Linked DNA regions of Homo sapiens: region 1 is linked to region 2. Evidence: chromatin loops called from intact Hi-C (ENCODE). Cell type or tissue: endothelial cell of umbilical vein. All regions are shown on one strand.

Evidence for each region. Peaks named below come from ENCODE experiments on the same cell type or tissue, not always from the same donor. Only the 100,000 strongest peaks of a DNase experiment are listed, where the experiment ranks them.
Region 1: a loop joins it to region 2, with 2.1 times the contacts of the local background. A loop is called at or near these places in 11 of 110 quality-filtered maps.

The regions. Positions count from the first base shown.
Region 1 is chr12:116,120,412-116,128,411 of GRCh38, reverse strand. The region is part of intron 2 of MED13L (mediator complex subunit 13L); the gene reads left to right. Among named protein-coding and RNA genes, the nearest start is that of MIR620, 24 kb to the left of the region's middle. In endothelial cell of umbilical vein, no CTCF peak of the experiment used is centred here; DNase peaks (open chromatin) are centred at 4,621 and 6,631; H3K4me3 peaks cover 406 bases; H3K27ac peaks cover 1,819 bases.
Region 2 is chr12:116,062,275-116,070,274 of GRCh38, reverse strand. The region is part of intron 4 of MED13L (mediator complex subunit 13L); the gene reads left to right. Among named protein-coding and RNA genes, the nearest start is that of MIR620, 82 kb to the left of the region's middle. In endothelial cell of umbilical vein, a CTCF peak has its summit at 3,461 (motif pointing left); DNase peaks (open chromatin) are centred at 1,954, 2,094 and 3,424.

The DNA.
Region 1 (8,000 bases), 58 kb before region 2:
TGTTGATTATCAAGGGTTCAAGTAAGAGCCTTCAATTGTCAGTAGGAAGAAAAGCTAAGCCTTTTATAAACGTGTCTGTTTGGCTATTTTGCGTAGTATAAAAATCCTTAGAATCATATTAGGTTGCATTTTGCTCCACTTTGAATGTTTTCCTCAGGGTCACAATGTTTTTCTCTGTGGAAGGTTCTTTGCAGTATAGTAAGCACACAAGGATTGACATTGCCCTTGTACATATCGTGCTGACATTCTTCTTTGTGGGTGAGAAGACAAGTAGTAAATGAATAATTTCTTACAGTTGTCTGCTACAAAGCAATAGATGAGAAAGTGACTGACTGGGACAGGACTACTTTCCATTAGAGGGTCAGGTAGGGAATGCCGCTTGGAGGAGACAGCCAGATACAGGAAAAGGAAGTCAGATGTCTTGAGCTCACTTTGTTGGAAAAAAGAAGGCCAGTGCTGTTGAAATGAGTACACAGAGGGTGTTGGAAGAGGTAGACAGAGGTTTGATCAGGTGGAGCCTTGTAGGCCATGGTAAGGAGCTTATTAAATAGATTATTAATTCCATGAGAAGCCATTAAAATAAGGCTTTAAGAGGCAGGATGCTACGATGTGACTTAAGGTTTGAAAAAGATTACTTTGGCTCTCATGAATAATGGACTTCAGGTGCTTTGAGTGAAAGCAGGGAGACTAGTTTAAAAAGCTTTGCTTCTTGATGAAGCTGGATTGTAAAAGAAACGGGATGACAATTTCTGTACTTTACAAAGTGTTAGTATATCTTCTGTCCAAACAGCTGTTTTATGTTTACTGTTTCTTTAGGTTATTTTCTTTATCATCTGAACTGCTGAGTTATTCTGAGTGGGTAATATTGCCTTTGAATATATCTATATTTTAGTTAGAGTAGTAACTGTTTAACGGACTACATAGGGGTACTTATATTTAAAATTTAGTATAAAAAGTTTGGGTAAAGATTTATAGTAATTATAATTTTTGTTTATTCCATTACAGATATTTAAGCACACATCTGAAAAGTTGAGATCATGATGTATATACAGTTGAACTTTTAACCTATTATCTCATATGTATTTTTCGTTTTTGAATCGGAATTGAAAAAATGTTTTTAAATTATGAGTTATAACAAACAAAATTTCATACAAAAGAAATGAATTATTATATAACAGATCTAATATAGCTCCCAAGAAATACTACAGGCAACCAAAAATCTTTCTGAGAGCTCCATCACTATCAAAACTCTGTCTTTTAAAGTGATAAAGTAACTTTTATTGTTATGCTTTTTAATAGCTGGTATTTAAACTATGGAAAGAAGAATTAATATACTCAAGCACCAGTTGACAAACTATTGATAGCCTATGTTTCAAAAGATAATTTGTAAGTTAATTATTTGGAAAATATATATATTTTTTAACCTATGAAAAATCTATTCTGAATGGTGGGTAGATTCTAAGGCCTGCCTATCAAACTGATTTAGTCTGTAATGCTTGACCAGTGTTGGTTTGGGTCCTGGGTTTTGTAACTAGAAGGGGTAGATTGGTTAGGACTTCACTTTATAAACATTTAAAATCCTCAGAATCTGTCTTGGAAGGCTTTCCCACATTCTAGTGCAGTTTGTTAGAATTATGCAATATGAGTGGGAAAGAATCTCAAAGAAAGTAAAGATAACTATAAAAGAAGCAACAGAGCCAGTGAAGTGTTAGCATTGCCCAGTGGCTCAGGCTTTTTGGGTTTTTGGTTTGATTTATTCTTTCAACTTTTCTGGTAATTTGCAAATTCTATCCTCTTTGCAAACTCTTTGTATTTATTTGTAATACCTTTTCAAGTGAGCTCTCTGTAGAACTTCCTAAGTTATAATGGCTAAAACTACAACTGGATAAAACTGCAGCTGTCCTGGTTGAGACTGGAGATGGAAAGGGCCAGAGGGACTCACTGGGGCTCTTGCACAGGACTCTAGTACTCCAAGGACCACAGGAAGAAACCACTGCACCTTGTGTTATGGGAGCCGCCCAGGCCTGCCCTACTCCAGACTGTGCCCTATCCAAAACAACGGTGTTACTTAACTTTGCAACCAAAATGCCATTCTAGCCAGATTTCGAAAGAACATAGGATTGAACTCATTCACACCACTGCGACTGTAAATAACTGACCTTTATTTCCTAAAGGACTTGCAGTTTTCATATTGACTTGTTAATGCAAAGGAATCTTGTAGAGTTGAAACACCAACATGAAGTAAAAATATTGGCAGTGTTGGTGTGTTTAGGTCATTTATAAATTTTTTGCTTATGAGTTGGAAACTTCTTGGCTTAAGTTTTGGATAATGACAACTTTTCCTGGATATATTTTAACTTAAAAGTTTTGAGAAACTTTTATTGCTTTCCAATAGGTTGTTTTTGCATTCATAAACAAATTAATTTTGAAGACACAAGGGGAGAATTGTACATTCTGTCTTTTAAAAGTTGAGAATAATAATTTGTGATTCTATTAAGAGCCAGATAATTGTAACAGAAATTCATATGTAAACCATAGTTGTTTATGAAAGTAAAATGTTCTGATTACTAAGAATACATTTAAACTGAAATGTTTTTAAAATAAAAATTTTTAATGTGTGGTGACATGTTTTATACTGATGATTAACTTTGTCTTTTCCAAAAAGAAGACAAACAGGGAAAGTATGCAGAAGTAATTTGATTAGTTTTGGGGGAGTCATGACTTCACACAGTACAGAAAACCAAAATAAGAGAGACATGGATTGGGCACCGACAGTAGAAATTGTATAGATGTTATCTTCTGTAATAAGACTCATTGTTTGATTTCAGATGATGAAAATTTTAAGCTTGTGTAATTCTAAAATTGTGTGGGACACATAAAAACTTCTCTTCAAAATACACTGTGTTTAAGTGCACATTAGTGTTCAGTGGTCCATTTATAGACATATCAGAGTTAGGCTACACATTTTCTAGTTTCTAACCTGCTGTGGTAGCACAGGTCAGAAAACTCTAAAATCCTACTATTTAAAATTATTAAAGCATTTTGCTGTTTTACAAAAATTTGTTTGTTGTATGTACATAACCGTTTGCATTGATTGATTGATTGATTGAGATGGGATCACACTGTAGTGCCCAGGCTGGCCTTGAATTTCCGGGCTCATGTGTCCTCCCACCTCAGCAGCCTGAATAGCTGGGATTATGGGCTCCTGCCACATTGCCTGGCTACATAATTATTTTTTGAAAAGCTATTACAGGTTTCAAAGTTTTGTGAACCAGACTTAACTTTTTTTTATTATTGGTTAGTTTTCTTTTCTGTCTTAACAAATTTTCACATGTGCAAATTGTTTTATTTTGTAGCACATTCTTAGTGTAAAAATCAATAGTGTTGTAGAAAGCTTAAAAAAGAGACTTTTTAATTGCTTAATTGTACAGACTGCTAACTTTGAAAAAGTATTTTCCAATATTTTGGTTTAACTATGATCTTTCAATTTATGACAAATATTTTTTTCCTGTCAACTACCAAATTCTCTATAAACTACAACCCAGCAACACACATGTGTAAACCAACAGAAGATTGCATTTGTGTGTATGGAAAGGTGGTTCACTTTTTAAAATTCCTTAAGAAAACTGACTTTATATGTTGTCAGTATAATGTGGCTTATGACTTTTTTCTAATTTAAATTAGGGCCTTTATATTTACAGTTAAAACCTTCACCAGGTGCAGGGATTGATGGGCGTTAAGTGAAATGATAGACTGATCTAATTATTCTACATTCTTGTTTTTAACCAAAGTTACATTTTATAAACTGTGGTATAGTAGAAAGCAGTTTTTTTTCTGTCTTGGAGTAGCATTTTATATTAAGGAAAACAAATTATTATCTAGTAAAAGTAGATAACAAAGTGAAGAGAACAAATTATTTTGTTGTAAGATAATGGAAAAAAGGATACTACTGTTGAATTTTCTAGTCCTATAGTGAAAGAAGTGGAAAGAAGGTAGACCAATAGTCATTACTGTTTCAGTGACAAAAATAATTTTGTAATTTCTGCCTCCAAAAAATTGGATTTATAGAATGAATTTCTGTAAGAGTCTTTCTGCAATATTTGCCATAGACTGTCAAGCTGAAATAAAAGCCAAGGTACCCATCAGGTCTCAAGGAGATGGCACTGAGTTTGGTCTAAAGAAACCTTTGTGCACCAAGTCTTCACAGTAGTCAGTCAGTCTCTGTCTCTCTCTGTCTCTCTCTGTCTCTCTCTGTCTCTGTCTCTCTCTCTCTCTCTCTCTCTCTCTCGTCTTTCTCTCTCTCTCTGCAGATGTTATTTTTGCTACATTTGCTATTTTAACCTGTCAGTTAAAAAATAATTACTATGTCAGTATGGCTGGCAGCTCATATAGGAAAAATATGCTGTCTCTTAATCAAAGGTGATTACAGTTTTCCCCTGTCTATAAATGTGCTTGTTGTGTAACGAGAATGCATTAGTCTCAGCCTGATGTACGAAATGAAAGGCAGTAAGAAGCAGCACCATTGTTATCACTCCAGGCGTGTCTAATGAATCGTGTTTCCATGTTCTCTCGGTCACGCCGTAGAGTGCCCTCAGCCAGGGCTAAGCCTCCTGTAAAATGCTCTTTAAGATTATTGTAGCAAGAACAGAAATGCTGCATGGCTGGGGGTGGGGAGAGAATGCCAACGAGACAGCTGCATTTCAAACAGTTACAGCTGCAAGGATTACTCATAGTAATAGCAGTGACAGACAACTGTTTGAGCTTTAGTGTAAAAGGCAATTTGGGGACTTGCCCTGTCAGAATTTTAGTAGCAAGCTTCTGTGTGCACGTGTGTGTGCATGTGCGTGTGTTTTTTATTCAAATTAGTTTGTGTCTGAAGAGTGGAAGGAAATATTTTAAATTTTTACTTCTCAATTGTGCTAATGTTGAAATCAGTAGTTGACTCATCTTTATTAAAATCATTGTCCTAGAGGAAGTTTATAAAATGTTTATTTGTAGCAATGATGAATTTAAATGTATATGTTCTAACTGAATCACATGTCTGCTTTTCCGTCTCAAAATTTATCTTGTGATGATTCCTGTTTTAAAAATATTGGTTTTCCTTGTAATTTCTGAACATACAGCCTTGTTTAATATAGGATCCTTATTTTAAAAATTTATTTCAAATATGATGTAAGCTTATAAAAGTAATGCCTGTCATGAAATCTGGAAAATACTCAAAGAGGTAAAGGAGAAAACAATCATTATTCTAGCAGAGATAACTGTTAATTTTAATCCTTCTGGACCCTTGTTTATGCATTCTAGAGCATATTAAGAGCATGTTAATCATTTTAAAGGTTAAAAATGGTAATCATTTTAAAAAATATTTGGAAGAAGTAGCAAATGGGGACAAATTTGGTTTTGAGAAGTCAATAACAGCCATTGTGCAAGATTTCTTTTTCAGTGTGCAGCTATTAAAGTAACATTGCAGCCTGTTTTCTGTAGCAGTTGTCTTTTGAAGGCCTTGTACAGTTTATCTCGAAATTTAGTTTTATGGTTTCCTTCAATTTAAAGTTTGCTGGCTTTACAGGGAGTCTTGTGATCCATTGAAATGCTAACTTGGGTCGTGTCTCAACTGCTACAATGCTGTGTAGAAACTGTCATTAAAATTCTGGTTATCCTGCAACTGGCAGAGAACCCATGCTGATTCCTTAGGAAGATAGTACACTGTTAAAATTTTGAATCGCAATTGTGCTTCTGTCTGCCAAATATTATCAATATTTGTAATCACTTAAGGTTGCAAATAGTTTGAAATAAATGGAACGTTTTAGTATGTATCTTCTATCCATGATTCTTATTTGTTTGATGAATTGACATCGGGAAGGTTACAATCCATTTCCAACATAGATTTGTTAAGTGATACTGAATATTTTACACTCATGAGCAATTCAAGAAATCAGAGCTCTAAATAGGTTGAAGTTGATATAAGTAATAAGTCCATTTAGTTATTAATGACTTCAAATATAGATTCTACCAGGCAACTGATGGCAGCATAAATTGATCAGTCAGTGGTGGTGTAGTGTTGTAAGTCATTGGATTTTTTTATGTGTGAAGTGCTATATTTCATAATTAATGTAGCATTGTGCTCCTTTGTTACTGAGTTTCTTTGGTAAGTCAGTTTTTAAGAAAGCAGATACTTCAAAATCGTTTATTTATCTTGGTATCCTTCATTTGCTGCAGTTAGATTAAGTGGATACATGTTTCCTTGTTGTAATATCTGATTAGTGTAGTTTTTGGAAGTAGATTTAATAATTCAGAAGATTTTTTTTTTTAAACACTACGATGCGTTTTATATGTTTGAGGTAGAAATTGAAAACAAAGGCAGTGGGCAAATGATAAACCTTGGATTCAGAGCTATGCTATCTTTAGCCGTTAGTTACTGAAATCTAACTGGGAAACAATGTACTTGTTTCCTGTGCCTTCCTTTACTTGTGTTTCTGGAGTTTCGAGTGAAATTTGATTTTCAACAATTTTAACGGCTGAATAAGAAGTGCCATCCCTGAAAGTGCCCTTCCCCCACCTCCAATATTTGCAGTGGCCAATGCCGTTGCTGAACTCAATGTTCTGGATAATAGGTTTCATTAGTTTTGATGCCTGAGGTAAAAAAGCAGTAGGTGGGAGTAAGAAGTGTTTTTGATGTCTAGACGTTCATTTCAGCTGTTGCTGCAATATGATACATTAAAAGGAAATATGTATCATAGCTCAGAGGAAATATGTATTCTTTGAAAGTAATTCTACTTTTAAACTGTGTAAGGCTGGGTGACCTGAATTCTAAAAGCATGAGCTTGAATTTCTTCAAGGTTTCACAATCTTTATGCTCCTCCCTACCCTATTCCATTCTCCCTCCTCCCATTTTTTTTTCCCCTTCAAGTAAAGTATGTCAGTTTCATTTATGGAATTGGAAGGGATATCTTTCCAAGATCTCTGCTGGAAAACACAAAATCATTGAAGTATATGCTGCTTTGATATTTTGCCATATTGACTTTTTTTCTCCCTGAACCTTTTCTATGTTTTTTCTTTCAAATAAGCTTATTAATTCTGTAAGGAGTCATGTTTGGTGAAGTTGAAAGAAGTTATATTGCAATTGATGGGGATTTGAAAAATTATTTGGGCACTAAGCAGTAATTACTACTATTTAAAACTTTTCCTTTATAAACACTGTCTTTTCTGTTAAAAAACATTTATATACTACTTTTGCAGTTTAAATATTTGATTATGAGGATAACTGTATTAAAAAAGGTTGAATAACAGCAACGTAAACACATTCTGATTATAGCTTTTATAATTTAAGTGAGATAACTTTAGTGCCAAAATAGTTTTTCTTTGTAAATAGGCAGCTGTAGTAGTACTTAGTTTTAGTTTTTAATCTGGCTGTAATAGACAAAATAACAGCAGGAGAATGTTTTAATTTAGAAATTCCTTGTTTTGATTGACTGTTGTCACTCATTTATTTTACATGCATTTTAGATCTCTTGGTTCTTTTGAGACCAACAAAATTTTAGGAAAATTCTCCCATTATGCATAATTAGACTTATAAACATAGTCTATAGAGATAGTCTTTTTGCTACTTTATATTCTTAAGGTATTATAAGCATTTAAATAGAAACTGGAAAGATCAAAAGAATTAGAAAGGCTTTTTTTCCTGTTTTTTATTTTTTTTTCTTTTGGAATGGAGACAGCATGCCGTGGAGAGATTGTAGGTTTCATAAAGATAGGACTTTCTTATAGACTTTTTGGTAGTCGTTTTTCTTCTCAGTCTACCTTGAAAGGGAGAATGCATTTCATTTGTAGAAACGTAGGCTAACTACTCTGTCCCTCTTTATGTATTTTCCCCTGAAGAAAATCTTACTCTGTGTGTGTGTGTGTGTGTGTGTGTGTGTGTGTGTGTGTGTGTGAGAGAGAGAGAGAGAGAGAGAGAGAGAGAGAGAGAGAAAGAGAGATTATTTAAAGAAGCCAAAATG
Region 2 (8,000 bases):
ACTTGCTAAAAGGTCAGATAGCTATTAACATGGATTTGGGATTTAAATTCTGGACTTTCAGCCTCCAAAATGTGTGTTGGGATTACAGTTAGTTGCCTGTCTTATAATAGCTCCTGCCCTTGGACATGACCCCTGGCAGCTACTTTATCTATTTTAGCCCTTAATGAATCATGCCAAGAGTGAGAGATATTTACACTTTGTAAAACTTGAATGTAATTATAACTGCATTTTGGTGGTTTCATTAAAAATTTTTTAAAAATACTCAAAAACCAGCAGTACAAGTTGAGTACTCTTTATCCAAAATGCTTGGGACCAGGAGTGTTTCAAATTTTGGATTTTTTTGGATTTTGAAATACTTGCAAATATATAATGAGGTATCTTGGGAATGTGACCCAGGTCTAAACATTCATTTGCATTTCCTATACATCTTACACATGTAGCCTGAAGGTAGTTTTATACAATATTTTTAGTGATTTTTGTGCATTAAACAGTTTCGACTGTTTTGGTAATGACCCATTACGTGAGGTCAAGTATGGAATTTTTCATTCGTGGTGTCATGTTGGTGCTCAAAAAGTTTTGGATTTTGGACTGTTTTGGATTTGGAGTGCACTACGTGTATTAAAGAGAAAAGCAATGGACTGGTCATGGTAAATATATCAAATACTATATTCACAAAATACTACAAATGAACACATTCATTAGACCTTAATCTGTGCAAGTAATTGATAGCTAAAAAGTCAGTACCAAAGAATACTCAGTTTCAACCAGTCTTTACAAGAAACTTTATAAGAAAAGCATTCATCTGCCTAATACTTAAAAGAAATGCAAAGGAAAGCAAATGGGAAGTACAAATTAGCTTTATTAATGAAGCAAAAATAAATAAAATGAGAAAACCAAGGGTTGGTGATACTTAAAGGTACCCACATACTTACCTACCCATTGTTAATACATGTCAGTAAATCTCATCTTCCTAAACAGTGATATGTGAAGGGAGTTGGCTAGATAGCATCTACTAGGGAAATGGACAAAAGTTAGAATTGTTCTTAATGGGAAGTGAGTTCAGCCGCCAACAAGTCTTGGTTCCACGTATCATCTTTAATAGGGCTGCTCAGGATTCTTTTGGCATTATCTTCCATTTCTATTCCTGTTTCTGGCGTATAGACTGCTTTTATGGTCTGTTGTGGGGGAGAAGATGTCCACATTGAATGAGATAGAGGCTCTGCGTTCCTTGGGGCATGAGTTTTCTCAGACACTTCAAGGGAGGCACTGCCTTTATCATTCTCATGGCACTCGGTAATGACGTTAGTGCTGCATTCTCTTGACTACGCTGACTCTTGGATCCAGTTCATTGCCCAGGTTATAACCAGAGTTCTCAAGTTTTGAACCTTAAATGAGGGACATGCACGCCCCCCCACCCCCCGCATTAAATGTTAAGGGTGATGCCAGTGGTAGTGTATGGTTGTACACAACAAGAACAGACAGGTATTATTACAGGTTAGAATCTTAACAATTTCAGGGAGAGTACAGATTGGAGTCCTTAAAATATAAATTAAAAGTTCAAATTTAAAACACTGACATTCTGAAAAGCACATGTAGAAAGTCAATTCAAGTTAGTAGATGGAATTCAGATTTCTTATTCTGAGAATAGCTGTTGCCAATCCTAGGGCAATAAACAGAGGCAGCAGAGGTCAGAAAACACATGTATAGGCCAGTTATTCTACCATCCTGTTTCCCACAATCTGTGTCAAGATTTTGCCATCCATACTTCAGTTTGTGCCCAATAATCCTTTAGTTGATCATTTTGGAAATCCTAAACAGTGTATCAGGAGTGTTTGTATTTAAGAAGTGGTAGTGTTTGATAAATGATAATTAGCAAAATATAGCTCTACAGATCATATTATCAATAAATTCGTATTTAATTGGCATTTGTTTTAAAAGCTCTTATTAAGAAAACTGTCCTGTTGAAATGAGCCTTGCTGTTGTGGAGATTCTTCTGGCCTGTGTTGTTCACAGTGTGCTTTGTTGTCCCATTAGTATTATCAGCTGTCAGATGCATCTGAGGCTGATTACGGCAGGCACATAGAACTTTCCAGTGCTAGATTCACGAAGAACCCCTGTACCCTGAAGCTTATGTTAGATAAAGAGGCCAGTATGCTTGCTCATTGTTGGTGCGTTTCCTGTATTTACTCACATCTATAAGCAGAAATGGGCTTTGGTCTGAGGGTTCATACTGTATTTGTGTCAGCAATTGTGGTATCTAAAAGTGACTTAAGTGAAGTAGACTGGTTAAGTCAAACCCTTTCACATATCATCTTTCTGTCCAACACTTTGGATAAGCTAGTGTAATTAAACAGATGAAATAAGTTGCCATGAATAATCTCTTTGTTGTCCTTTATTGAGTCTTGTTGTGTTCCAGACATTTGCTGCAAGCTTCGTATATGCGCTTACTCACAGTTCATCCTTATTTTTGTTCTGTGAAGTAAGGATTGTTATGTTCATTTTATAGATGAGAATACGCAAGTGTCTGGTGCTTTTAGTAGTGACTGGCATAGATAGCCATGCCACAAATCCAAGTTGGTCTGACTCTAAAATCTGTGCCTTTCACTCCTACAGCATCATTACTCTAATGAATAACTTTGGGGGGATGCTTTATAAGAAATATTTGTTTCATGCTTTTTTGCTTGTTTTGTCAGGTTTATCACAGATGATGATATCCAATATATAATAAATGTAATAGGGGAGATGAGGCATCTACTTTTCAGTAGCATTTATTGAGATCTAACATCTACCATTTTATTTATTTCATCCTATATTCTGATGGGGGATCTCCAAACTGTTGTGCAAAAGGTCTGTTAAAGTGCAGGGAGAAGAATATTAGAGTCTCTAGGTCTCTTGTTTGTTTCCTTTGAAAATTCCAACTTCATATATGCTTCATAACGTATATAATACATTAGTCAAATACCATACTTCATTGGTTCTAATATGTCTACAGTTGATGTATTTCTTAGATTGAATGAAATACAGAGGTACACATAGAAAATTAGAAAAATAAATATACAAATATTATGGATGTATTTTTTAATAGGAGTGTATAATAAAAATAGTTTTTACATATTTCATATTCTCTGTTTATAATTCTCTATCTTATAGCTTTTTTTCATCTCTTGTTGATTATTTTTGATTGTGTGTCAGTATATTTCCAGTATTGCAGGGTTCACTTTGTCCTCCACAATTATTTCCACTCGCAGAAACATTCATCATTTTCTCATCACCTTCAGTTGTTAAAATCTCTTACTTTGTTGTGGTTGGTTGTACATTTCTTATTTGTAATGCTTTTGTTTGTTAAACTTAATAGAGTCAGTTATTTAAAACTTCATGAAACTAAGCATGAACCTGTCCAACTGTAGAAGATGAAGTAGCAGGAAGTGTTGGAGTGGCTGCATGTGACCGCTTTCGCCCTCTGTTGGTAGCCGGTAGAGTTGATGCGCTTTTGCTCTAGAGTTTTTTTTTTTTTTAATACAATTTTGAAAGTTGAAAATTCACAAGTTAGGGGTCCTCTGTATTTTGTTACAGATAAAAACTCTTATGAGATTCTGTAATTAAATGTAAAGTTCTTACATTGTTTATAATCATAGTGTTACAGGATTCTCATACTTTGGAAAATTTAACAGTATAGAAGTATATATTAGATTGGTGCAAAAGTAATTGCGGTTTTTGACATTGAAAGTAGATAAAATGCTCACACAATACCTTAAAGTAGCACAATAATGAAGTTTGAGTAGTCTTTAGAAGAACATACGATATTTAACAGCATTTTTCAAGCAAGGCTAAAGATGTGAGTCCAGTTTCATTCTCTTAATCCCATGAAAATAAATCCCTCATTCTTGCTGTTTACCTGTACAAGGTGTGATACAAATGAGTTTTCTTTGCATAGAAAGTAAGTCGTTTTCTTCTCTCATAGGCCACATTAAAGAAGTATCACTCTTTATTTTTGTCTTAGCATCCTCATTGAAAAATATTAATGTTCCTCTCAATGAAAACTCTTTACCTTTTTTACTTTTGTGTGTCCAGAGTGCGCATGCTTTTCACTGTAGCTGCTCCTCAGTCTTATTATTTAGAAGGAAATGGAACTCTGTGTGTGCACACGTGTGTGTGTGTATGTATGTGTGTGAGAGAGAGAGAGTCAAAGACAGACTGAATCCGACTTGATAGCTTTTACAAACGCATTTACAGTCTATCACCTTTGTCCTACTTGTGCATTCACACACAGATTCTGCAGTTATGTGCTTGTATAGCTCCTTCTCACACAAGGCAGAGCACTCTACTTAAGCAGAAAAACTGCAACTGATGTACTGTTTTCTTTACTGCATTTGTCCAGTGCTGCAGTAGAGCAACTGTCATTGTTTTGCACAGTTCTGTTTTTCTTCCAAAACTGCCTGTGGCAATTTGTACTCATTCTTTATTACCCAAGGGTTTTGCAAGCAATAAAATAATGTATCTGACTACTTAATGGCCTAATGTGATTCCCTCTTCAGAGAAACAGCAAAGTAGAAGACTTCTTTGACTTTTCCTCTTCGCTGACCATGCAATATTAGGCCTCTTGGGACATGTGTTTTGATGTGCTGCCAGAATGCAGTTAGAGATCTTACTGTATTGCAATCATATTTTCTTCAGAATCTTATAAACTGTTTATAAGTAAAGCTTGGATCTGGTCAGAAGGAATATTAAATGGTCTACATGTAATCTTGCCTTGGAGGGAAATTTATTAATGTGGTATCTCATATTTTACATAATTTCTTCAAATTATCTTCAGATCATATTGTAAAAAATCAATATGACACTATGATGGTGAAAGTGAAGTGGTAAAATACTTTTCTTTATTTTTGCCATCTATTTATTATACTCAGCATATATATGCATATGTGTGTGTATTATTTTTGCTATCCTCCCGGTCCTTATTTAAGAGCATACCATACATGTAAACATTATTTTCAAACACATATACACACACGTACACACTGCATAATGACACTTCAGCCTACTATGGACTCCATATATGACATAGTCCCAAAAGATTATAGTGGAGCATATGTAGAAACCTGATGTATGGCACTTGATATTGGCATTGCAGATCAAGTAAGAGGTATAATTAATATTTAATAATGTTGCTGGGACATTTGATTTTCCCTATAAAATTTTATATAAATAAAAAATATATACCATTTAGGTTTGTCTGGGTACAATCTGTGTTGTTTGTACAGCAATGAAATCACTTAGTGATGCTTTTCTTAGAAGGTACTTCCATTGTTGCTTGACTGTATATACATATAGACACATATATTTATTTTAAAGCGGACTATATGCCACACATTGTGCTAGATGCTGGGGATGTAACAGTGGACAAAATGGATGGGGCCCTTGTCCTCATACCATTTATAGTTGAGTCATGCTCTACAATGTGGAGATTGGGTACATAATGGTGTGACGAGTCTCAGTGCCGTACCAGTGTCAGATGGAAGAGCTGTAAGGAGAAGAAGCTGCCCTTTTGGCAGTATAGTACCGTAGAAGGTTTAGTTGCTTTGTTGTGTGTTTAAGCAGTCTTCCTTGTTTGCCTTCACCAAAGTAGCTCACTGTTAGACTTGCTGAGTATTAATGAGACCCTGGGAACTCCCTTCTCCAGCTGAGACATCAAGTAAGCTGTTGTTAAAGCTTCTTGCTTTCGGTCATACTTTCTTCCCCAGGCATCTGGGGCCCCAGATTCCAAATTTTTTAGGAACAGAGAAACTTAATCAAATTGACCTCTTTTCATAAGAAATAAGTACAGCTGGCCCTCCATATCGGTGGGTTCTGCCTCCAAGGATTCAACCAACCACAGATTGAAAATATTTTTAAAAAGTACGTCTGTACATACTCGGTTGGCTAAGTCTGAGTATGTACAGACTTTTTTCTTGTAATTATTCCCCCAATAATACAGTCTACTATTTACATAGCATCTACATTGTATTCAGTATTGTAAGTAATTTAGAGATGATTTGAAGTATGCAGGGGGATATGTGTAGGTCGTATGCAAATACTAGACTTTTTTTTTTTTTGAGACGGGGTCTTGTTCTGTCACCCAAGTGCAGTGGCACATTCGTGGCTCACTGCAGACTCAACCTCAAGGTTCAAGTGACCCTCCTACCTCAGCCTCCTGAGTAGCTGGGACTACAGGCATGTGCCACCACACCTGGCTAATTTTTTTATTTTTTATTTTTTGTAAAGGTGGGGTTTTGCCACATTGCCCAGGATGGTCTCCAACTCCTAGAGTCAAGCAATCCGGCCACCTCACCATCTCAAAGTGCTGGGATTATAGGCACAAACCATGCGCCCAGCCCAGACCATTTTATATAAGGCACTTAAGCATCTGTGGATTTTGGTATCTGTGTGGGGGCCCTGGAACCAATCCCCCGTAGGTACAGTGGGATGACTCTACCACTGTTTATATTTTTGTATTAGTAATATCACAACAGTACCATAATGATACTAAGTATTAGAAAAATTTTAAAGGTGTGTATTTTGATAAACAGTTTTTTTCCTTGGAGGTAGTGGTGGTTAAAAAAGGCTTTTGCCTGATGAGTCTTAAGGCTTATAATAACCATTTATCTAGGTCAGTGAGAGTCAGTTTTGGAGGTACATAAAACTAGATTATTAATACTCGAAGGAAACAGTGGCTTAGATATCCAAACAATGCTTTTTGATTTGGTTTGTTTGTTTGTTTGAGACAGGGTCTTGTTCTGTTGCCCAGGCTGAAGTGCAGTGGCACGATCACAGCTCACTGTAGCCTGGATCTCCTGGGTTCAAGGAATCCTCCCACCTCAGCCACCCAAGTGGCTGGGACTAGAGGCACAGGCTACTATGCCCAGCTAATTATTTTTATTTTTATTTTTAGTGGAAAGGAGGGCTCCCTGTGTTGCCCAGGCTGGTCTTGAACTCCTGAGTTTAAGGGATCCTCTGCACTGGCCCAAAACAATGCTTAATTTTTTTCCTCCCTCAAGCCAGTTATATATGTATTATCTACTATCAGTACAAAAAAGTGGTCTTCTGGGCTGCCCAGGGGCTAACACAGACCTTGCTCTTATGGATGAGACTGGGCGGGGAAAGAAGACAGAAATGCCCTAAATTGGATATCAAATAGCCAGCTGCTGTGCTAAGGGCCTGGGTGGGCATTGCAGAGTAAGATTGTTTTGGGCTGCGTTGAGCCTCCAAGAATGATCTACAACTTATTTTGAGAAATAAAGTAGACAAAAAGGAGGAAGAGCCAGTATTTTGGAAGAAAGCAGCAAAGACACAAAAGCATCTCCACTTGGGTACAGGACATCTTGTACTTTACAGATTTGATTGGCATAGAGAAAGCAGCTTTCAGCCAGGGTCTGAAGACCTCTGGGACTCCATGTTGTGTGCTGGTCTGTGAGGCCATCTCAGTGAAAAAAGCTTTCACTCCAACCTGGGCCACTTTGGTGTTTTCCCCCTCTGTTTTAAAAATATACTGAGGCCGGGTGAGTTGGTCGGATCACAGGGTCAAGAGATCGAGACCATCCTGGCCAATATGGGGAAACCCTGTCTCTACTAAAAATACAAAAATTAGCTTGGTGTGGTGGCGCATGCCTATAGTGCCAGCTACTCAGGAGGATGAGACAGGAGAATCACTTGAACCCGGGAGGTGGAGGTTGCAGTGAGCCAAGATCGCGCCACTGCACACCAGCCTGGCAACAGAGTGAGTCTCCATCTCAAAAAAAAAAAAAAAAAACACAGAGAGAGAGAGAGAGACACTATTCTATTCATTTCCTATGAAGGTAATATTGTTCAATAGAAAACCAATAGAGGGAGGTTGAGGTGGGCAGATTGCTTGAGCTCAGGTGTTCGAGACAAGCCTGGCCAACATGGTGAAACACTGTCTCTACCAAAAATACAAAATATTAGCTGGTCTTGGTGATTCATGCCTATGGTCCCAGCTACTCTGT